Regions from separate parts of the Mus musculus genome. Here regions 1 and 2 are each linked to region 3. Evidence: chromatin loops called from intact Hi-C (ENCODE). Cell type or tissue: heart. All regions are shown on one strand.

What was found. Peaks named below come from ENCODE experiments on the same cell type or tissue, not always from the same donor. Only the 100,000 strongest peaks of a DNase experiment are listed, where the experiment ranks them.
Region 1: a loop joins it to region 3, with 5 times the contacts of the local background. A loop is called at or near these places in 11 of 42 quality-filtered maps.
Region 2: it touches region 3 in a loop (11-fold over the local background); 36 of 42 quality-filtered maps call a loop at or near these places.

The regions. Positions count from the first base shown.
Region 1 is chr10:18,207,761-18,215,760 of GRCm38, forward strand. It overlaps Ect2l (epithelial cell transforming sequence 2 oncogene-like), which reads right to left and starts at 3,067. Exons shown (of 22, transcript NM_001370991.1): 1 at 2,999-3,067. It overlaps Ccdc28a (coiled-coil domain containing 28A), which reads right to left. Exons shown (of 6, transcript NM_144820.4): 6 at 5,916-6,418. The coding sequence ends at 6,364. In heart, a CTCF peak has its summit at 3,197; a DNase peak (open chromatin) is centred at 3,081; H3K4me3 peaks cover 355 bases.
Region 2 is chr10:17,866,389-17,874,388 of GRCm38, forward strand. No RefSeq gene overlaps it. Among named protein-coding and RNA genes, the nearest start is that of Gm20655, 35 kb to the left of the region's middle. In heart, a CTCF peak has its summit at 3,788 (motif pointing left); a DNase peak (open chromatin) is centred at 3,713; H3K27ac peaks cover 523 bases.
Region 3 is chr10:17,728,819-17,736,818 of GRCm38, forward strand. No RefSeq gene overlaps it. Among named protein-coding and RNA genes, the nearest start is that of Cited2, 9.6 kb to the left of the region's middle. In heart, a CTCF peak has its summit at 4,428 (motif pointing right); no DNase peak of the experiment used is centred here.

The sequences.
Region 1 (8,000 bases), 480 kb after region 3:
GAATGTTGAGAAGTTCACGGTCACTCTGCACTTTGTAGTGAGTTCCAGACCAGCCTGGTTTACAAGAGATCCTGTCTCAAAAGTACAATACAGTGTCCGTTTTCCTAAGTAGCTATTGGACCAGGAGAGATGACAGATTTGCAGTCACTGCTCTTTTAATGCATAATTTCTTTCCCTTTTCAGAGACTGCATTTCACTCTGTAACTCAGGCTAGCCTCGAACTTACAGTTCTACTTCTGCCTCCCAAATGATTTGTTCTCTTGTCCCAGCATTTTGTAATTGTCCAAAGAGTAATTCTATAAGACACTAGCAGCTGTTTCCTCAGAAGCAGGATCTGTGATTAAATATAACTGGAAAATTGATCAGAGTTAATATTTCTTGCGGTGTACAATGTTGTGGAAGCTTCGGCATGCTGGTCAATCTGCTAGAAGAAGAAGAAATAACACATAGCATCTTCCTCATCACTTCCACGCAGTGCTCACGGAGCGTGCGTTATCTGATGGGATCACCACAGTGTTTGCTTAGTTCTCACAAACTGCTCCCCAATCGGTCAGTGGCTTACTGTAACAAACACTGAGTATCTCCCGGTGTCTGGGAGTTAGGAGTACAGCTTAACCAGGCCTCCAGCTCAGGGCATCTCAGGCAAGTGTCAGCTGGAAATTACTTGTGCAAAGCCGGACTAAGGAGAGATTCCCTTCCAAGCCCAGGCCAGCGGTGCTGGGTGCTGAGCCAGCTCTGAGCCCTGCATCTGATGCCTGTAGGGAAATCTAGCAAGTTAATGAAAATGCAGAAAGGCGGTCATGGGAGCCTGGTTCATTTGCTCAGTCAGAGACTCTGAATATGTGCTACAATGAAAGAAAGCTGATGAGCATAGCCTATGCACTAACTCCAGGCAGACAGTGTCAGGAGCAGATCAGACAGCAAGAGCCCTGTTGGGAGTCAGTGGAGGACTTGTAGAGAGCTAGCTCCCATTCTGGTGAGCAGAACGAAGTATTGCACTCAGCAAGTGTGTGAGTGGGAAGGAAAAACTGTTGTGTTTGTCTTGTTTCCTTTTTCTTTTTTGAACAACTACACCTGGATTAAGAGATGAACTGGCTGGGCACCAACTGGTCTATAGAGAGCCTTGCTTCACTGTTCGTATAAATAGGAACTGTTTCCCTGAGTGGTTTGTTTTGTAGGTGGAGAAATGCAGCGCAGGAGTCCTGCTGCATCCCCCCAGTCCTGCTTCATTCCTGCAGAGGTTGCAGTTAGCATCTCATAAACAAGACGGCAGAGAGATAGCTCAGCTTTTCTGTTCTCAACTCTTGTGGAGTTCAGCTCCCAGCACCCACATGAGGTACTTCTAATTTCAACTCTTTTCTGGGCTCTGGGTATCCCAGTGCTCATACACACAGACAGACAGACAGACAGACAGAACACACACACACATTAATTTTATTGTTTTGAGTTTGACTCTCATTACATAATCCTGGCTGTCCTGGAACTCACTATGTAGACCAGGCTGGCCTCAAACTCACAGAAATCTGCCTGGCTCAGTTTCCTTGGTGGGGAGATTAAAGAGGTATGACACCGCATCCAGCTCACACAATACTTTTTTTAATACTTTTTTTTAAGTGTTATTAGATGGCAGAGAGGTGAATGCATTTGGCACTTTACAGCTCACACATGCAAACTGGAAAGAGCTTCAGTTAGTGTCTGAAGTGTAATTCCTTCAAAAACATCTTCTAAAGGGGCCGTCTACCGACTACAGGGAAGAACTGCAAGACACAAAAATGTGAAAAATCGGAAAGGAAACACAATGCCAGTCAAGTTCATTTCCCCACATCGGGAGCATAATTTAATGTGAGTACAAGCCAGTGTGTATATTTATATTAAATATGCAGGACATAATAGGCAATGAAGTGATGAGATGTCTTGAGGGAATGTGTGCACTGAAGCACCATTGACTACATATACATACTATACACACACACACACATGAATGATAATTCCTGGGGCTGAGGATGTAGTTCAGTAGGTAAAGTGAAAGTGCTTGGCCAGCAAGCATGAAACCCTGATTTCACCCATATAAAGCTGATAAGCTGGCGTAGTGTCATATACATGTAACTCCAGTTCTGGGAGGTGAGGGCAAGTGGATCTGGAGTTAAAACCAGCACAGTGAATTGGAGACTAGGCTGAGCTATTTAGATACACACACACACACACACACACACACACACACACACACACACAGACAGAGACAGAGACAGAGAGAAAGAGACAGACAGACAAATTAAGGAAAAATGAGACTTGTACTGGTATTTTAAATGGTAATTATGCTCACTGACTTAAAGCTACTAAATCAAAACAAGAGGTAACTGCACTAACATTTTTAAAAATTTCCTTCACTCCTATTTTTCTCCCCCTAAAATTAGTGTTTTTAGAACACCATTTCTGAGGCCCCTCAACAACACAAACAACAAAGTTCCTGAAGCCAGAACGCCACAGGCAGGATGTGCATACCACTGCTTGAACTGAGTGAACTTGAACACAGACCGTGCCAGGAAACTGTTCTGATACTTGGAGCAATGTTTATTAATAAGCACAACGCCAGTACTTCTCAAGAGATAAACATTTAGCAATGTGTCGGAATTATTCACCATAGTCATAAAATCTAGCATATGAAACCTGAGAACAACAGACCAGTTACTATAGAGCCTTAGTCTCGTCTTTATTAGCCATACAGCCTCGTCCCACATCTTTTGGACTCCAGAGTAGCAAAAAGAGTGAGAAGAGACAGGGGGTGGGTGGGGGAGTTGGTATGAGCCAATCTGGGATCCTGTGAAATATTAGTGTTTTCCAAAGTGCTGGAGCACTCTAGAGTGCTCTGGAGGAGGAAAGTTGCCACCACCCAACTCAAACGTGACCCTGACAGAGGTCTCCAAGACCATGGAGCGCTGCTCAAGGTTTTTCCAGAAGCCCCAAGGAAAAGACATCTCCAAGAAGGGAAGAGCTTTACCTCGAGGAGAGGCCAAGGGCTGAGCACGTTGGCCAGGCAGCAGTCTCCTCTTGGCACTGTGCAGGAAATGAAGGCAGTTTTCCAGATCACAGCCTAGGGAGGCAGGTGGGGCACGTGTGCCCCCATCTCCATAGGGAAGACAACACACAAGACAACACACGCTGCCACCACGCCCCACAGGTCCGGTGTCCCTTGCTCGGTGCTGCACTCCAGTGGCCAACCTCGGTCTTTGCTTCAGGAGGCTCCTGAAGGTTGTCACCTTCCCTCTGTTCTCTCAAGTTCTAGGTGGATTTCTTTTGCTGGCCGCCGGTCCCAGGCAGTTGCAGCTGGATCTCGAGGGCCTTCAAGTTGCTGGGAAGAGGTGACAAATGCACAGCTGCTGTCTGCCAAATTCTGCTTAGCTTTACACTAGCCAGCAATTTTAAAGCACTGAGATGGCAAAGGTAACGTTTCTTACCCTTTCTCATGTTCATCTTTAGCAAATCCTCAAAAAATTTTAAAGTTTTTTTTTTTAAACAGTATTAGTTAATACAGGAGTCAGAAAGACAGAACATCAACATGATTCTAATTGCTTTGGTCAAGATGCCTGAGCAGACTTATCGTAAAGCCACCCTCTTCCCACTTCTTTTGAATTTAACAGAAAGATTTCACAATACTTCAAGCATGGGAAAGTTAAAAATCCTATGAATGGTGAGGCTAAACAAGATCCAGGGATGAAGTCTGAACGGAGACACAACGAAGTTAAAATAGCTTGCTCTAACAGTAGATTTTATGAGGTCATCTATAACTCAATAAAATACAATGATTTTGCAACATCTATGTTCTAAGAGTGGCTAGGCATGAAGGAAAATTAAAATTGAGATTCTGTCTTACCTTAATCAGAATGGCTATCTCCAGGCCTCTACATGCTGAGCAGCCTATGGAGGAAGGGCAATGGCTACCCACTGTTAGTGGGAATATAAACTGCTGCAGCCACTATGGAAATCCATATGGAAGGGTCTCCAAAGGCTGAAATTAGAACTACTGATGGCTCAGAGGTTAAGGGCACTGACTGCTCTTCCAGAGGTCCTGAGTTCAATTCCCAGCGTAATGGGATCTGATGTGCTCTTCTGGAGTGTCTGAAGACAGCTACAGTGTACTCATATAAAATAAATAAATAAATCTTTAAAAAAAAAAAAAGAACTATCGTATGACCCAGTTGTACCACTTCTGAGCATACACCCAAAGGATTCTACAGTCTAACACAGGGATTCCTTCTCTACTGACATCAGCTAACAAATGAATAGCCTAAACACACATGATGCCAGTTTATGTAGACGTTAGGAAAAAGAAATCCTGATATTTCCTGGCAAATGGATGGAACTGAAGAATAGGATGCTGAGATAACCCAGGCCCAGAGCACAAATGACTCTCTCACGTGTGGGCCCTAGCTTCACATTTTTAGATTTGTGTGGGTTTTTGAGGTCAGGAAACAGCCATATAAGGGCTAGGAGGTCTTAAGGGGCTGAACACAAAGCAAATGTGTTATGGAAGTGTGTGTTGTGTGTGTGTGTGGGGTGTTGCTAGAGTATAGTTAAGCAGGAATGAGTGTTGTGGTGTATGGCAGGGGGTAGAGGGGAGTCAAACACAACCAAGAATGTATGAAAAGGCCTTATGCTGTGTAAACTCACTTTAACAGTTTTAAAACAAGTTCCAACAGGAGTGAGTGGGCAATGTTCTGCCAGAATACAGTTTTTACATGAAATTCTCAGTGTCATGTATGGGACACCTCCCTATGAGTGACTGGTCAGAAAGGACCCAGGGGGACCCCAACTAACTCATTATCATTGTTTTTAGTTACTCACCACAGCTAAAAGGTAGGAGCCTACCGGTGAACACATAGAAGAGTCAGACTGGAATTGACCTGGGAATCTCACTCCTGAAGTCTGGTTTTTACAGTGCTAGAGAAAAGTCTGCAGAAGTTTACAGACTTGCACAGTGGTGAGTCCAATGTACGTACTATGATACTACCCCAGCAGGCAAGATGTGCCCACTGATGCACTAACTGCATGACTGTCACAGGGTCACCGACTGCTTTCGGATTGGATCTGAGGCCTTCATCAAAGCAGGGAATTCATGTCTGGTACTATAAACATGGTTAAAAGTTTATTAAAAATGAGCTTCTATTACTCCTTATGCAGTCACTGCCTGCTGGTAACACAGCCTCATGGGTTACACTGAAAATGAAAGGTGAACTCAAGCTGAGTAAGTGCACAGTGGAAAGCTAATGGGAGGAGGAATGCGGATCCAAGTCAAGGGCTGCCTTTAAAGCCATGGACTTCCATTCGACAGTATTTAACACGCAGAAGGTATGGAATGCACAGAATCCTGGTGCGTGTAATTTTAAAAGCATGCTCCCTGCTTTGCCCAGGACACGGCCTGCGCTCCTGGCTTAGCTCTACTCCTGGAAAAGCCCGATTCCCTTAGCTTTGCCGAGCCCAGCATAATCAATCTCTCCCCCAAACCCCCTCTCTCTGCCTGCCTGCCTGCCTGCCTGCCTGCCTGCCTTTGAAAACACTCAGACAACTTTAGAACTTGTCAGGTAACCCAATTGCTGGGCACACAATCTCCTGCCCTAACTTTACCAGCTAGCCTATTTCAGCCATCCACTGATGGTGGAGGCCTCTGTTTCTGCCACCCCAAGATCTTATGGTTGTTGCATGCTTCCCACTCCAAAAGCCTGGTCAAAACTCCTTTCTCTTTCCTTTCTTCTGGGACCGGAAGTCTCACCTTTACCCTTTGACTGACACAATCAAGAACCAATGAGGTAATCAGCACCTCCCCCTACAACATCCTCATATTTTATACACGGTTTACTTTGGAGACTTGAACCCTTCTAGATTGAGGACTACTAAGTCTTCTAAACAGAAAACAGAGATGACGATTTAAAACAATCACTTTATTAAAAATAGCAAATCTCACAAGTACTTATTCAACATTTGTCACTGGCCATTGGGAAACACACCTGCGTGTGTACCGATTGTCTGACGTAAACAGAAGCTGGGCCACCACAGGACACCTGTGCGCCACAAAGGCACTGGGTCAGCGTGGTGGCGGCAAGGACAGATCCTTCAGCCCCACCGAAGGTTTAGCACAAAGCATTTCAAGTATAACCCTTAAGGCAACAGAAGCAAGCACAGCAGCACACCTCTGTACCCCACTTCCTGATGAGGCCTCCCCGACAGCGGTGGATTACAGCGAGCACGTGGACGAAAGCGGCGCGTGAGCAGGATCACTGCACGCGCATTCGCATGACTCGGAGTTTGCGGTGGAAGATGATTTTGCTACTGGACTCAGCTGGGAAGGAACGGAGGCTGCGGATCGCTTTAGCTGCTGGACGCATTGGGGACGTCCTGTGCGTCTGCCAAGTGCAGTTTCTGTCTGGATTCATCAGTTAAGAAGAGTTTCATGTGAAAGCAAGTGTTTCTTTTCAATTTCAGGAATTTACACTCAGTAACCAGGAAACCCCCAAAATGGAGTAAGTGACAGGGAAGGGCAGAGGGAGGGCAGGAGAGGCTTAAGGGAAAGCTGTGGTGTTACAACTGTTTGAACAGGAGCCCAGTGTAGAGAGTTATGCTATGCCGATGACTTGAAGCTTAAAAACATTTATTTAGGATCTAGTGATGTAGTGTCCAATCCCAAATCTTCCTGCTGGGGTTATAAGACTGTAACATCAGGTCTGTCCAGGGTTATTTTTAATACAGCAAGAATCGTTTCCATGGTGAGGAAGCAGTAGAATGAGAACATTAAAAGACTAACGGGATTACAACAATCCCCTAAAGATGCTATTTTGCCATGTTTGGCAAAACAATTTCCTTATGAAATCCAAACCTGAAGTAATTATCACAACTCTATAATCTTTTCTATAATCTTCATCATCCCTTAAGAAAACTGTGAATAAAACAGAATTCCTGCATATGTCCCTGACCTTTTATTTTCCTCTTAGTCCTAAACTGTTCAGCCACTGCCCACCTTTCAAGGTCCAATTCACACAGTGATCTAAATACACTGAGGACAACCTCACGTCAGCAGTACAGACAGACAGACAGACAGACAAAGGCATGGCCATCCAAAGTACAGTCTAGTTGGAAGGCTTGAGTTTTAACATATGGAAAAACTCATTGGACAGTAAAGTAAGGTAGAAGAAGCTGAAGGGGAGGGCGACCCCATAGGAAACCAGCAGTCTCAACTAACCTGGACCCCTGGGAGCTCCAGGAGTCACCAACCAGGCAGCATACAGCAGCTAATACGAGGCTCCTACACATATACAGCAGAGGGCTGCCCTGGCCCAGTGAGAGAAGATGCACCTAACCCTACAGAGACTTGAGGCCTGGTGGTGGGGGAGCACTCTCCCAGAGGCCTCGGGGAGGAGGAATGGGATGAGGACCTGTGGGAGAGGGGACAACAGCTGGATTGTAGATAGACAGATAAGATGATAGATGGATAGACAGATGATAGAGATGATAGATAGACAGACAGACAGAATGGCATGTAGAGTTCATACTCATGCTCAAGCTCAAAGCAGCCGCACAGGCTAAGCACTTAGTCACAATATAAATCGTTCCAGCAGGATTGACTTGCTGCGATTCTAACCCTGTATATTCTAACTAGTTTAGAAATCTCCTCACACATGCCATTACATGAAGCAGTTTGTATTACAGAAGCCCCTTAAGGATGTTAACGAATGTGTGAAATGTCACGCTATTAACGTGTGTAAAGAAGCACATTTCAAAAGTCCTATCTCACGCTATGACTGTGTTTCCTCTCATATGAAAGCATGTTGACGGCAGGATCATTTCATAGGATTCTTATGTACTAGGAATCGTGTTTATAAACATGTTTTTAAAAAACCACATGGTGGCTCACAACCATCTATAATGAGATCTGACACCCTCTTCTGGTGCATCTGAAGACAGCTACAGTGTACTTAGATATTATAATAATAAATAAATCTTAAAAAAAA
Region 2 (8,000 bases), 140 kb after region 3:
AAACAGTTCTAACAACTAGGGACTAAGCATTCAAATCTACAGGGCTATGGAGGCCATGCGCATTCAATGTACCACACTAGTCTTCTCTCACAGCACTAAATCCTCATTTCTGGTTTTTCAACTTCATTGATTGTCCCCCTCTCTTTTTTTTTTCCTAGCTCAGGCATTTAAGACTCTTAAAGAATGGTTTTAAGTATAACCCAGAACTTTTAATCAAAATGTTATCATATAACTTCAAATTATTTTCATGTATCTTTTAACATTTTAAGAACTAATACATAAGTATCTACAATGTTCATATATTAGCTTTTAACTAATAGATTAATGCTGCTACACTTATCAACGATACAACATATGCATCTAAATCATGTGGAATATGTTGGAGTTTCATAGTCCAGCTCATGGTCAGTTTTGGCAACTGTGCCATGTACAGTGTTGTATGCACAGGCATCTCTTAGTCAGTGGTTCTCAGCCTTTCTAATGCTGTGATCCTTTAATACACTTCCTCATGGTGTGGGACCCTTCAACCATAAAATTATTTTTATTGCTACCTCATAACTTCAATTTGCTACTGTTATAAATCATAATGTAAATATCTGATATGCAGTATATCTGATATACAAGCCCTGGGAATGGGTCCTTCAACCCCCTTAGGGTTAAGAACCCACAAGTTGAGAACCATTGGTCTAAACTATGCTATTCAAATCTTCAGGCTTATTAATCTATTTGGCCACTTGTGCTGTGAGTCAAAATTTCTACTATTATTTCAGGTTTTCTAATTATCCATTTTGTTCTATTAAATATTGTCTTACATATTACCAGGGGTATATGAATTTATGTTTGTGGTAACTTTGGTTTGAAATGATCATTTTATTATAAAATATACTTTCATAAAACTAGTAACTTGTTGCCTGAATGTCTACTTCATCTGATAAAATGCAAATGTGAGTTTCTCATGGTTAATATTTGCATGCTTTAATATTGTCCACTCTACTGCTTTCAATTTTTCTGAATTATTTTACTTTACAACACAGACTTCTATACCACATAGAGTTGAGATTTGTCCCTTTTTTAGATATAATTAATATGTATAATTAAACATTAACTTATTTATTTTATGGCTGTCCCATCTATTTTGTGTTTCAACTTTCTTTATGTTCTTTTAAGCCACTAACATATTATTTTTATTATCTCATTTCTTTTCCGTTAACTACTTTTAGTCATAGTATTTCATTACATATTTTTTGTGGTTACCATAGGGATTTCAACATTCATCTTTGACTTAATAATGTCTAATGAACTGCATTGTCTTTTCAACTTCCTGCTCCAATAAGCCTACTGGGCATTACAACTGCATTTCATACATTTCTACTATCTTCTGATTCATCATCCTATTAATTTAGGGCCCCTCAGTCTTTATTATCTAAACTATTGTTATATAATCCATTGAGCTCTTAATTCCATTTACCAGAGTTTCTACTTGTAGATATTCCACTTGACTTATGGTCTCATTTTCTTGTTTAAATTTCTAATTGAGTGTTCTAGGCACAATTATTTTAAAGCCATGCCTAATTATTGCAACATCTGATTGCTTGAGAAATTTTATATTAATTTCAATAGTTTTGCCTATAAGTATACCAGAAGAAAGCACATTTGATTTCTGGGCATTTTTAATTAAAAACATAATAAAACTTGTGGAATGTGAACCAACAGTCAGGTAAGGTGAGAAACTTAACCTGCCTAGTCATAAATTGAATGGTCTGAAGCTGGGCTCCAGCCTTTTCAGAGCTATCTATCTCCTGTGGTGAAGTGATTTTGGAGTCCAAACTAAGAGCCAGGAATGTTGCAGTCCGGATCCTAAACCACTGGCTGTCTCTAAACTCCAACTTTTGCTCTTGACGCTGCATGAAACTAGAAAGCTTTGACGAGTTTCCCAGCCTCTCAGTCCAGTGCCTTGAAGAAGAAAACTAGTCCAAAAGTCACTTTCTCTTCTTTCATTAACCAGTTCCAGCCACGTAGTCACTATAGAAGAAACTGCAGAATTCCTCTCCTCTCCTCTCCTCTCCTCTCCTCTCCTCTCCTCTCCTCTCCTCTCCTCTCCTCTCCTCTCCTCTCCTCTCCTCTCCTCTCCTCTCCTCTTGGCTCCTTTCATTGCCTCTCCCCACCCCCTTTCCCTCATTTTATTGCTCTTTGTTTTCATTCTTTCTCTTCTTCTTTCTTTTTCATTTTTTCTTTGTGTATAGTATAAGCTGTTTGGGACCTTGCTATTATGGAGACCAGGCTGCCCTCAAATTTATAGTTAGCCTCTCAGTTTTGTCCTCCCAAGTGCTAAGATTACATGTGAGCATTGGCAAGCTTGCTGTTTGAATATCAATCTCTTCATCCTAAAATTCTGATAATTGATCACATTTCCCTTGAGCTCAAGTTAAATGGTTCCCCACTAAATTGGCCTGAGTTCTTATTTCTCTAAGAATCAATTGTGGAATATTATTTGGTTAATTTTGCTAAGATTTTTGTCATGACCTAGTACAGTGGAAATAATGTCATTTGTGAGACCAGACAATGACTCTGAGACCACAGGTGGTTTAGGTGAAAAATGTACCAAGTTAATAGTGCCTATTCTAGCAAGAGACATGATGACAGCATACATGACAAGCATTTGTTAAGCTCAGCCACAATGATTGACAAGTAGAGCATCCCAGCAGTTGCTTTGTGCTCTCTTACATTTAAAGGAGCATACTTGTTAATAAGGCAGATAATTCTTCCATTAACTAAATTATTAGCAAAACATGCATCCCATTGACTCAAACTTTTCTATTACTTTGCATATGAGTTTGATAGAAGTTTGAGTCAGGTAGAAAAAAGAAAGCATGCTGTCGATTGTCTTTGTCCTTTGGGGCTACTGTGACAAAGATACCAGTGATTGTGTGGGTGATAAACAAACAGAAGATATTACTTCTAATTCTGGAGTCCAGGAAGTCCACTAGTCATGTTCTGAAAGATTTCCTGTCTGTAGAGGGCTCATGTCCTCACCCGCAGCCATCTTCATATTGTAGCAACACAGAGAAAGAAACTAGGGAGCTCACAGAGGTCTCCTTCAATGAGGATCTTAACTCCCTTTGTGAGGCCGATGTCTTCATGATCTCATTCCTTCCCAAACGCCACACCCTTCTGCATCATCATGTTGGAGGTAAGAATTTCCATATAGAAACTTAGCAGGGCATCAAGCATTCAGTGCGTAACATCAGTTGAGATGTGGCTGTCGGGAAATAAAGGGTTTAAGTGACTACATGTCGAACAGAGATACTGCATAGAAGGCCTAATGCTCTTCTATCAGCAAGAAAATAAAACACTACGGATCAAAGTGACCAACAAGGTAAAAATCTGAACCAATTCAAGACAGTCTGAAAGATGAGACGTTAAATAAACTGGCATTTTTCCCCCCAAGGGAGGGGCCTATGTGCTTGCTCAGCTTCCCAGCTTCTCCTCCTCCTGTGCCCGCAGGGAACAGACATCTGATTTGTAGCCTGCTTATGTTAGTCCCCTCAGGTCCCTTCGTGTTTTGACATCTCCAACCTCACTGTCAGATTCTAAGGCCCATCCCCCCAAACTGCAAGCAGGGGCAGATGACAGTGGCTTTTCCCTCACATTCATAGTGGGTTTGTGCTGCCACTTGCCTAAAAACACTCCTCTGAGTTGCTGGCTTGCCTTCCTGCCTGCCCAGACACAGCCTCTGCAAGGCAGCCACCTTTAGCACACAGAGAGCAGCAGTGCCACCTACTGAACCACTAGAGGCAGAACTGTCTTTGCAGCCAGTCCCAGACAGATTGTCACTTAATCTGGCAGGACTGCTGTACATGGCAACAGAACTGAAAACCACCTTTGTACAGCAACTAAGTAGGTCTTCTCTTCTGCCAGAGTTAGTAATTGTTTGCTGCTGCCACACTGAAGAGGGTCGCAGGAAGTGTATTCTGTTCTGCAAATGAAAACCGGTTGTAGTTAGGACCTAAGCTGTATCCCAGGTCAATTCAGCAAATGCAGCATCCAACAGTGAATGGACTCCTAAGTTCTTACCCTGTGCTAGGCACTGTGCGAGGCACAAAAGTACAAGTGTAAATGCCTACAGCAGAAAGGCTAAGGAAAGTTGGAAGGCAGACATCTGTTCCCTAGACAACAGACTGCACTCACAGAGCTCAGCTGCATGCAGACATGTCCTGATTTTTGACATTGTAATATGACCATGTCATATAGAGTTAATGATGGAGAACTGCACAATAGAGGAGAGAGAGAGAGAGAGAGAGAGAGAGAGAGAGAGAGAGAGAGAGAGAGAACAGCACAATGTTTTAAGTAAGTTTGCAGCTATCCTAGGTCCAAACATATGACTCAAAGGATGGATGGGGAAAGTCTGGACTTTCTACATTTTCTTGGATTGTATTGTTCCTGATACCAAGTTTAGATTAAAAAGCTGTAATGAGTTCCTCAACATTTTGCTATATTTTGTCTTTTTTATAATTAATTAGAGTTCTATATCATTAAATTCTCAATTCACCAGATGCCCACACAATAATTTCAGAGCCAATTGATGATACAAGCTGCCCACCTAGATTAGACAGGTTATTCCAATTATTCTGTCCTTTTATGATATTCATAGCTACCTGTGGCTATTTAAAGTCACTCAGAATCTGGATCATCTTCCTCTTCCTTCCTCTTCCTTCCTCTTCCTTCCTTTTCTCTCTCTCTCTCTTCCTATCCCTGTCTCTGTCTCTGAAAATCTTAGCTCTGCCTCCCTTTTCCCTGTCCAATCACAGGCTTCTTATTGTATTAACATTTAAATTAATTGGGGGAAAATTCTGCTACATTTTACCCTTTCTGTCCAAATAAGCAAACCTTTTCTTTCAAATATAAATTGTGCACAACTATTACCACTTTGTAATTTATAAAATACAAGATAGACCTAACACCCAGTCCATAATTAATAGAACACTCTGTTATCTAACTTTTAAAAAGGTTTATAAATCCATATGTTATTCCTGGTTAGCTTGTATATTATCTGAAAACTATCTCTCAAATATATTCACTCAATGCTAAATAGTCTGCAATGACCATGAGACTATAACTAGTCTTTCAACCCCATCAGAAATCCGAAAATGACCAACATTATCTGAAAATATAGGAAACCTAACACAGCTTTCAGAACTGAGACAAATTGTAGAGGCAGCTGCCTACCTATACAGCCCCAGAAAGTCAGGAAGTTGGAACATCAGGCTTCAGCCTTCTGGCCCAGGATCAGCTGACAGATCTTGAAAAACAGGAATTATTAAGGACTACCTTATTCTGTCCAAGCAGAACTAAGCTGTCCTAACCTATACCTTTCATCCTCTCAAGGACAGTACAGGTCTGCAGGACAGGTAGGCAATTTCTGCCCAGTGGCCACCTAGCCACAATGTATCACCTCACCGGGAGGTATAAATGCTTAGCTGCTTCTTTGAATCTATGAATGGGAAGCTTTTAGGAGCAGATTTGTCTCAACAAATGAATAAATAACATTAAATGTCACATTCTGTGGATTTCTAATGTTTTTGAAAACCAACTATCTATGTAAAATAATCTGGACTATTGTCTGTTAACTACCCTCATCTATTTCTAATTAAAATATCTGAGAACACCCTAATAATACACTTAGAGCCATGCATTTGCTATTTGGCCCTTAACTCACAGGCTTAAACATCTCAGATCAGTCTATAATAACAGTAACAGAAGGATTGGGTCCAAGCTTTGTACTTCTAAAATTTGTGTATCAATATAAGAAATTTATACTAATGAAAACCTTGATTTTGCATCAAAATAAATTCTATACAAAAACAAAAAATTATGACTTCAACTTAGTAACAATTATAAAGATTTCTACCAAATGAGATTATGGCTATATAATCAATTCTGGCTGTTTCTTCCCTGTTCCAATTATGACCATTTCTAAATTCCTTAGAAAGACAACCTTAGAATAACCACCTCCAGCCCCAAAGCTCAGGGAACTGGGACGACGACTCTTTTCAAGTGGAATATGGGCATTGAGATATTTTTGAAGGGGTGGAGGAAAGGGTAGGGAAAATGGGGGGGTTGGTTGGCTTTAAGAAGGCCACACCAAGGATTGAATTAGTCTCTGATGTCTGTGTCCTGACTTGATCAAGTTGAAAGTCCAAGACATCAGGAGTTCAAGTAACTCAGTTCAGCATGTCTGACTATGAGACTCACCAAGGCCGTCTATTCAAAACAAAACTTTAATATCATCAAGATAACTTTTTTTGGTTTGATTCTCTGGAGTCTAGTTCTTCAGGAGGTCTCCCTTCATCCTATTTGACCTTTTTACTCTGGAAGGTGTATAGACACTAATCACCTTTTCTAAATATGCAAAGACAAAACCTTTCTCCCAAATCTGCATATCCTTGAGCCAGTAACCAAAAAACAAAACAAAACAACAACAACAAAAAAAACCCCTTTATTTTGACCTCTCTCAAAGATGAGTATTGTAACCACAAAACTCAACATCACACCCATTTTGAAAATTAAAACAATTCAAAACAAATGAAGTAAATTAAAATATTGTATGTGCCTATTCTTAAGCCTTTTCTATTTTGCCATGCAGGATAATAGCCCAAAATTTCCATGGAGCCCACATTAGAGAATATGAGTTAGTTATCCTGCAGACCTTATTACACCATCTTTAAAACAATTGATTCATACTTCTATCTATACCTGCTTATAAGCAGGCAGGTAGTCAAACCAGGATTTAAACCCAAAATTTCTGTGGAGCCCACACTAGACAGAATTTGAGTATCCTGTAAGACTTATTAGAGCAATATATCTTTATACCATCTTTAAAGCAATTAATTCAAACTTTCACTAATATCTGCCTATAGGAAGCAGGTAGTTTTTACTTGTTAAGCTCTCTGCCTAGAGCAGCCATCCTGTTACGCCATCTATCTATTGAGCTCTCTACCTGGAGCCACAGACATTACTACTACCTGTGCATAGCAGATAATTATCACTGCCCTCTCTACTTGGAGTCAGTGACTAATTTTCTCTATCCTAGTTCCAAACTGCAGGCGAAATTCCCCATGTGATTTGGACAAAATCTGTATATAAATCTATCCTAAAAGCAAATAATCCCAATTTTATAAATTTACAGTTAAATCAATATCTGCCCCAAGATGTAGGCAGCTTCCATTCTCTAGCTCTCTGACAAGGGCAGCCATCTTGTCTCTTTCTATAGCAGGGCACCTCAGAGCCCTCTTTCTTTGTTTTGAAGTTCCCATGCTTGAGTCCATGTGACTAGTCCCAGCACCACCTTTCTCTCACTTAGAAAATAAAACTCTACTTCTCAGGCTAATAATCTTACATTTCTCGTGGATTCTTGCCCAACTCATTGGTTTGCCACCTGTTGCAGGAAATTTTTTTTTTTTTTTAAATCCATGCTATTGCAGGCAAGCCACAGGCAATGGCTGACCTGTTCTCATCTCATGGAGACTCTCTGACTCAGAACTCTGAAATCTCTCCAACTTGCTCACTAAGTGCCCATTGGCAGGTCGCTACCACACCAGCCCCATACTTCAAAACTCCCAAGTCCTTTTGGGGTACACATCAGGCAAACCCACACTTTGCCACCATACCTTTCTCTCTGGAGCCCAGCCAAGCCGCTAAGTGAAGGAAAACACCACACAAACTTAGTTCAGAAACAATTATAACTCAATCGCTGGGGACATCTAGAATCTTAATCTTGTAAGCCATGTTAAATCCAGTGGGAGGCACTGTTTGAGGAGGGCTAGGAGGTGCGGTTTTGCAGGACAAACTATGTTACTGAGGATAGACTTAAAGAGTTCATAACTATTTCCCTTTTCTAGTTTGCTCTCTTGACTTCCTGTTTGTGACCTGCTGCCTGCTGCCATGCTTACTCACCATGCTGGTCTCTTGACCCTCTATAATCACATAAAGTCCCTTTCTTC
Region 3 (8,000 bases):
TTTTGCTTGCATAAAGGGACTATTTCCTGTAGCTTCAGAGATGGTATTTACCAGCTCAGTGTTATACCACTATCGGCAAAATCTACGTTCCCAGACAGGCTGAGGCAAACCTCAGCAAGAGAACACCAAACAGCACATCAAAGGCCTGAGCCAATGAAACCCTATTCGCACGTGTTGTGTTTGTCTTCCCCCCCCCCCCCTTAAACAGAAGGGACAATGGCAGTGTCTGAATTTTAATTGCAGTGGACTGGCTTAAATTACTTGACCTATTTTTTTTTTTATGCAGCAAGAACAGAAATGATTTTTTTTTTTTTTACTGATAGCCACTTATTGGAAAGGGAAATATTAGAACATTTTCCTCAAGCAGTAAGCTGCCGATAAATAATTTAGCTTGCTTTACAGCACATGAGACCCACCTATATTTTGGGGGGGGGGACTATTAAGATGCCAGAAAGAAAGAAATTTCTCTTCAAAGGGTGGGAATGCTAAGTTTTGCTAAATAAGGGGCTTTAAATAGTTCAGGTGCCTTGGGTTTGAATTTCTATTATGTTTAGCTGTTTATAGGCTTGAAATAAGCTAAGAAAACTAGGGGGCTGTGTGAACCTAGAGAAGGAGATCCTATCAGGCCTCCTTCCTTCCACACTTCTATAAATAAACAGTGCCTTTTGAGTGCATTGATCCTAATCAGGTCCCCCCCTCCCCAAGATAAGCACAAATGTTAAAAGCAACCCAGAAATGTCAGAAGCCTGGGTAATGGTGTGCTTCCAGAGAATTCTGCTTGGCTAGCCCAGGACCTGTGAACGGCCCATGGCAGATCACAGATGAGTGATGGGTCCTGCTGCTTCCTGTTGGTACTGTTGGTTTAGGCTGACCTGATCTGAGCGATTAGCGAAGCCGCTGTCCATCATGGGGTGAAGGTTGAATATCTTGAGTCACAGGTTTCTTGGCATTTTTCCAGAGTACCCCAGGCATGCTCATCACTAAAAGCCTTCCCTCTCTTCCCTTCACTGTAGAATAATTAGTTGGTGACACGGGGTTGCAGAACTAAGCCGGGAGGGAGTCTGTGTCTCCGGAGGCAGCAGCCAGGTAACGTTAGCTGGTACCATCACCGGTTACAGACACAGAAGGCTTAAGGAACCCTCTCTTGGCCTGGAAAGCTGTGTAGAAAATAAAATGTAGGCTGAGGGGAAACTCAAGCTAATATAAAATAACAATAATGTTAATAATAAAGAAGCTAACTACAAGATGTAGATGAACGCATGAAGGACAGTCACAGCCAAGTGGGTGGGTCATGGCTACTTGAGCCCCCTCTCATTGTGTCTGCTATGGACCTGGCGGCTGGCACCTTTAATCCCCAAACCTGAGAGACAGAAGCAGGAAGATCTCTGAGTTTGGAGCCAGCCTAGTCTACAAGACTTTCTCAAAGTTTTCTTGGATGATGGGACACCGATTTTTAAGACGGCAAGAATCACACTGTTTAGGTTGCCTGGGACCAAATCTATCAAGTTCTAAGACAGTCAAAACTACACAGAGAAACCCTGTCTGGAAAAAAACCAAAACATTAGTTGTCCACAAAGAGTATTTCTATCCATTCATTGGTATTGCTATTTCTTGCAACGTGTAGTTTTGGACTTGGTTTGCAACCCCCCCCCCCACCCTACCCCAATGCACACAGGATTAAGCTGTGAAGCCAAACCTTTAGGCTGCCAGGCAAGCACCGCCCTGCTGTAGTTATTTTGCAAAGCTCTGTGACAAAGGTTGACTGAGACGTCCCTTCCAGGGTTCTCTCTCCATGTGACTGCGCTGCCTCTCCAGTGCCTAAGATAACCATCCTGAGGTTCTGAGATCCCTGTGTTGACAGGGATCGGTTCTTAGAACCCCTCTAAGGGGTAAGTCATGAAAGAAAGAAAGAAAAAAGCAGTAACATGAAAAAGAATTCCACACGGGTTATGAAAAATATTTAAATAAATAGGTTAGTAAAACAAAATAAAGGGAAGTCTCCATTGTGTTTTTTTTGGGGGGGTGGTTTTTGGTTTTGTTTGTTTGTTTGTTTGTTTGTTTGTTTTTCAGATTTTACTCGGGCAGTGGGATGTGGGCTTTAAGAGGGCAAAAAGAACGCTCTTTAGGCTTCATAGGACTGAATCAGAGAGAACAATCATAACCGATCTCGTCCTTGACACTGAGTTTCTTGTGGCTGGCTCAGTTGAGTGCGTACTGTGCTTCAGAAATTGGAAGAAGGCGCCTCACGCGTGCACACTTCTCTAATACAGCGGTCCCGCAAAACCCGTATCATCCCAACGTAAGTTAAGAATGTGGCATTCAGAAAAGAAGCGATTTGCTCCAGGGCGTGGGAGGCTGCGGTGGGACTTGGAGATGGTGCTTACACAGCACTCTTGAGATAAGCCAAGACGTCTTAAGATGGCACCGACTGCACAGGAGAAAAAGCTCTATATTAGCCGTTCTCAACCCGTGAGTTTCAACCCTTTCACGGGAATCTCCTAAGAAAACCCTTAGAAAACGCAGATATTTACATTACGGTTCAGAATACTAGCAAAATTAAAGTTAGGAAGGAACAACAAAATCATATTAAGGTTGGGAATGACCACAACATGAGGAACTGTATGAAGAGGTCCCATTATTAGAAAGGGTGAGGACCCCTGCTTTACATGGTCCTCAGCTATAAAGCGCACGGCTATAAAACAACTACAGATGTGTCTGCCCATTCGATTACACATTTGACCTTTTAGGAGTCTCAAGATATGGCTGTACACGTTTCCAGACCCAGTCAAACTATTCTGCAAGGTACATGTGACTCTGAAAGAACACGGACTGTCTAGTGTAAACCTTGTTTCACAGTTTTAACCTTGCTAGAACTTCAAGTACGATCAAAGCGAAGTACAATAGGTTGTAATTTTGTTTCCCTTTTTACTGAATTCCATGTTGCTGAATGCGGCCCCCTTTCCAAATTAAGCTAATGTCTGGGGTTTGCCAATTCTAGAACCCGATGAATAAAAATGTTTGTGGTTAAGTTCTCCCAGGTTGAGAAAAAAAATGACCACTTTGTAACTTGCCCCAGTGGCTGATAACAATTATACCTGAGTATTGATTATAATTCTCAGAATGATATTGTGTAAGAAAATGAATCTCTCAAGACACAAGAAATGGCCACACCATTAATCCCAGCACTTGGTAGTAGAGGCAGGCAGATCTCTATAAATTTGAGGCCAGCCTGGTCTTCAGAGGTAGGCCCAGGACAGCCAGGACTACACAGAGACTCCTTGTCTTGGAAAAGAAAACTAGTGGAGATGTAGCATTCCGTCAGTTTACACTTACATGATCTTCTTGGACATACCCACACTGTCTGCTATAAGGGTGGCCCACTGGCTCTCTTGCTCTCTTCTGCCACATGAAGGGTTCTTCTATTAATAGTTGTAGTGAAATGAATAGTAGACCAGGATTAAAAAACATGGGCCTTACTCTGCAACTAAATAGCGGTGTAATTTAATCACTGCTGGCTTAAGTTTCTCCATCAGTGAAATGAAGATGTTTAATTAATATAACGTGTATCCAAATTCTCATGAAAGAAGCATTGGCCTACTCCTATCGTTTTTCTTCCTGTGGAAAGATGGACTACGAGGTGCTGCTTCAAACCCTGTTACAGCGTTTCTTGCTTTTCTGTTTCCAAGGTAAATGGGAGCCTGGCGATGGGCCACGGACTTGATTCAGCTGGGCTGATGCTCTGAGCGCTGAAGTCATCTCTGTAAACGTTCCCTACATTGTCATAATAACATTATACTGTTGTTGTCGTCTGCTGAGATTTACTGGCCTTCAAACAAATATCCAAACCTTACCAGCCATGAAGGATTTCTTGTGCACAACACTTTTAATGTTTTAAGTGACTACGAGACAGCCATTGCCAGTACAGTAGTTCCAATTATGTGTGCTACAATTTTTAACCAACTCTTCATTTCAAGTTCTGCCTCACATACTCCCTTACATATTAATAATTTGGTTACTCGGGACTTAGAAATAAAAGGCATTCAATCAATAGTGGGGCTCTGACTTCTTCAAACAACTCCCCCTGATCCACGATTATCATCACCATCACTTTTATTGTTATTTAATTCCTCAGAAAGAAAATTCTATAATTGAAGCTAACTCAGAAGAAGCAAAGCAAAACTGTGAGTTTTAAGCAGGAAAGAGCTAACAGTCTATATCTGTTTGTCTAGTTTCTCTTATCCAACTTCCCACCAACATAGGCCTCCATATAGCCTCAGTTACTTGGATAGATGACAGACTGATATGTTAAAACTAGTTACACAAAAGGAACTGTGCATCATGTGTGTAACTATCCAGGAAATGACTCTTGATTTTACATGCTAAAGTGATGCTTCTAGTACATGGAAGCATTTCACTAACTGGCCACCAGGTGGCGCTAAGGTCCTATCAATTTTATTAGCACTTCCTTCTGAGCAGCTACCAAGACTAGATTGACACTTGCTTCAAGAATGTATCTCCACCCGATTTGTTTTTAGTGAACCATAACAAATTCGGTATGACCTACCATAAACTTCAAAACAGAACCAAGTCAAAGATGCCTGCACACACCCTTCCCCACCATCACTTCTCGCTACAGTCCACCAAAATTAGAATTCACTGAAGGTGGCCTTTTCCTAGGGGCTTCTTCCTTTTTGAAATATTCTCTTCCTGACTTCCTTTCACTCAAGCGCCAGTGGCTCAATTTGATGCCCTGCTAGGAACATTTTTATCTTAAGAAAGACTGACTGAACAGGAAGAAAGTTTGAATGGCAGGACTTAGTGTATTAGTCCAAAAATAAGTATTGGAAAGCGTTTGTGCCTCCCTCTACCTTTGTCTGGTCCTAAAATCACACCTGTTTCTTCTCTCATCCTGCAAGCCAGCCAGCTCCAAGGTCAGTTTTGCTCCTCTGCTAGGTCTTAGATATGGATATTGATTCCCGTTTCACCACCAGCCAGTTCCTCCATTACTCAAGGTTCGGTGATTTTCATCTGTTGTCCCTCTGCCTAAATCGAGTGCTCCTCCCCAAGATTCAAGAGACCTTGGTCAGACTTCGTCCTGCAAGTGAACAGATCCTGGACACTACTTTCTTTTCCCCCATGGAACTTAAAGCTCTTCAACCTTACTCCAGTTTGCCCCTTGGTCCTTGGTGTGCGTGCGTGTGTGTGTGTGTGTGTGTGTGTGTGTGTGTTGACAAATCATTTGGCATTCATCTCATCAGATGATGGCATGATATGGTGTCTTAGCTAGGGTTTTACTGCTGTGAACAGACACCATGACCAAGGCAAGTCTTATAAAAAACAACATTTAATTGGGGCTGGCTTACAGGTTCAGAGGTTCAGTCCATTATCATCAAGGTGGGAGCATGGCAGTATCCAGGCAGGCATGGCGCAGGAGGAGCTGAGAGTTCTATGTCTTCATCCAAAGGCTGCTAGTGGAAGACTGACTTCCAGGCAACTAGGGTGAGGATCTTATACCCACACCTACAGTGACACACCCATTCCAACCAGGTCACACCTATTCCAACAAGGCCACACCTTCAGATGGTGCCACTCCCTGGTCCAAGAATATACAAACCATTACATATGGCTTCCACAGACTTGGGGTTTCACTCTCTTGAGTTTTCTACCACGTGACTTGCCAGGCCCACTCAGAAGAGACCGCACAGTTCCCTTCAGCTTCTCTAAGGACACACGCCTTTAGAGCCCTGAGCTTCAGTGGAAGTCCCACTACCTTGAGGCTGTCAGGCTGTGAGGAAGTCAGGTTACATGGAAAGGCCACGTGGAGTTGCTCCTGCCACCAACACCCACGGAGGTTCCCAGTCGGTGACCTGTGTGAGCCTTCATACGTGAATGAAGATGACTGCCAGCACTTCCCGTCTCAGCTACTGAATTAGCCTCCAACGCTGCGCCTTCCCAGCTCAGACATCATGTGGCAGAGAGAAGTGTGAATCTTTACTTCCTCCCCATTTATAATCCACAGAATTGGCGAGCATGGCAAAAACCATAGTTTGAAGAATCAGTTGGTAAATGCCAGGAGCAACGCTCTCCATGGTTTCTCTTAAAATAAATTTTCCAATTAGAATGTGTTTTGGGTTACTGTCCTTAATTCGACATACAAGCTCTATGAGAGCAGGCCTCTTTGGTTTTGTTCATTGCACATCAGCCTAGAGAAAGCTAACACATTGTACTGGCTAGTTTTGTGTCAACTTGACACAGCTGGAGTTATCACAGAGAAAGGAGCTTCAGTTGAGGAAATGCCTCCATGAGATCCAACTGTAAGGCATTTTCTCAATTAGTGATCAAGGGGGAAAGGCCCCTTGTGGGTGGGACCATCTCTGGGCTGGTGGTCTTGGTTCTATAAGAAAGCAGGCTGAGCAAGCCAGGTGAGGCAAGCCAGTAAAGAACATCCCTCCATGGCCTCTGCATCAGCTCCTGCTTCCTGACCTGCTTGAGTTCCAGTCCTGACTTCCTTGGTGATGAACAGCAATATGGAAGTGTAAGCCGAATAAACCCTTTCCTCCCCAACTTGCTTCTTGGTCATGATGTTTGTGCAGGAATAGAAACCCTGACTAAGACACACATGGTAGATGCTTGGTAAATATTTACTGTTAAATTGACTTTTTTAATAATTGAAATCATTGACTAAGAATCAATGATTTTCCCCCATGCTGCATTTTTATTCTCTCTATGGCATCCCTGCTGTCTTTGTTCAGAAATTCCTCATTTCTCCCTAAATGTGGTCTGAACAGATACTGACCACATACGTCAGAAGGTGAGAAGGTAAGAAAAAAATGTGGTCCTTTAGCTCAGGCCAATGAAATGGATCTGATTAGCCATGCTCATACCACAGTAGAGAGAGTGAGCAGGCTGCACCCCGAACCAGCGCCTCGCAGGACTTAAGAATGGAAGGTAGTCCGTGACAGACCAAGAAAGTTGTAGGAGAGAGAAATGATCTAAAGAAACTGTATTTGAGCTGGGAGCACGGACTCTTACTGAAGAGCAGAGGAACCGGTTGGCTGATGTCAACAGACCATGGCACTATGACCAGATCAAAGCCAAACTAAAGGTTCATACTCTAAACATTGGGAGAGAAGGGAGACAGAGGAGAGGCATCTGTATTTCACAAAGCTCCATCTATTTCAGTCCCCATTCGAACCACAGACCTTGTGAGGCACCCGTAGAACTTTCTTTACTAATACGAGTGGCCTTGGAACTCTGTTTCAGAACGCTGCTTTGATTAGACACCGTTTCCTCTGCCCAATAGGCATGGCCCACCCTCAACCCCATAGTCGAAGAACCCTTCACCAAAGATTTACTCTGAGAAGGCTTCTCCCATAATTTCCTCCTTCACAACACTACTGGAATTAAAAATACCTTTATTACCCATACGTTACACAGAACTTCTTCGACTTTGTAATTCACCCCCATGATAGAAATTTTTAGCTGTAATTTATGATTACTCTGATTCTGTTTATACTCACTCTGTTATCTATTCTTAGTCAATGAAAGGGCTGCCATTGATTGGTTAATTCCTAACTTAATGATGTTGGCAGGATCACCGATGATTTTAATCACCTCTCTATAGGGCTCTCCTCAGTGTTGACCCAAACTTCAGCTAGTGGTGGGTACAGTTAGCCAACCTTCCATGACGTGAGCCAGAGAAGAGCTTTTGTAAGCGGAACCATCCCTCCCTGTATCAGGTGCCACACCCATTTCTGAAACAAGCTCTGGGGCAGGGTTATCTTAACCTACCTACAACAGAACAGTCAACAGTAGACAATCTCTTTCTGAAAGTTTGGCTTGAAAGCATAGATTCCTTTATTTTAAAACCCAAAACTGAATAAGAGCTATTTTTAAAATAGTTTTTATATTTTCAAAGCATCTTCATATAAGAAAGATTTATAGTTAATAGAATTATGTTATAAATCACTTAATGTAGGTTTATTTGAAAAAATTAAAGT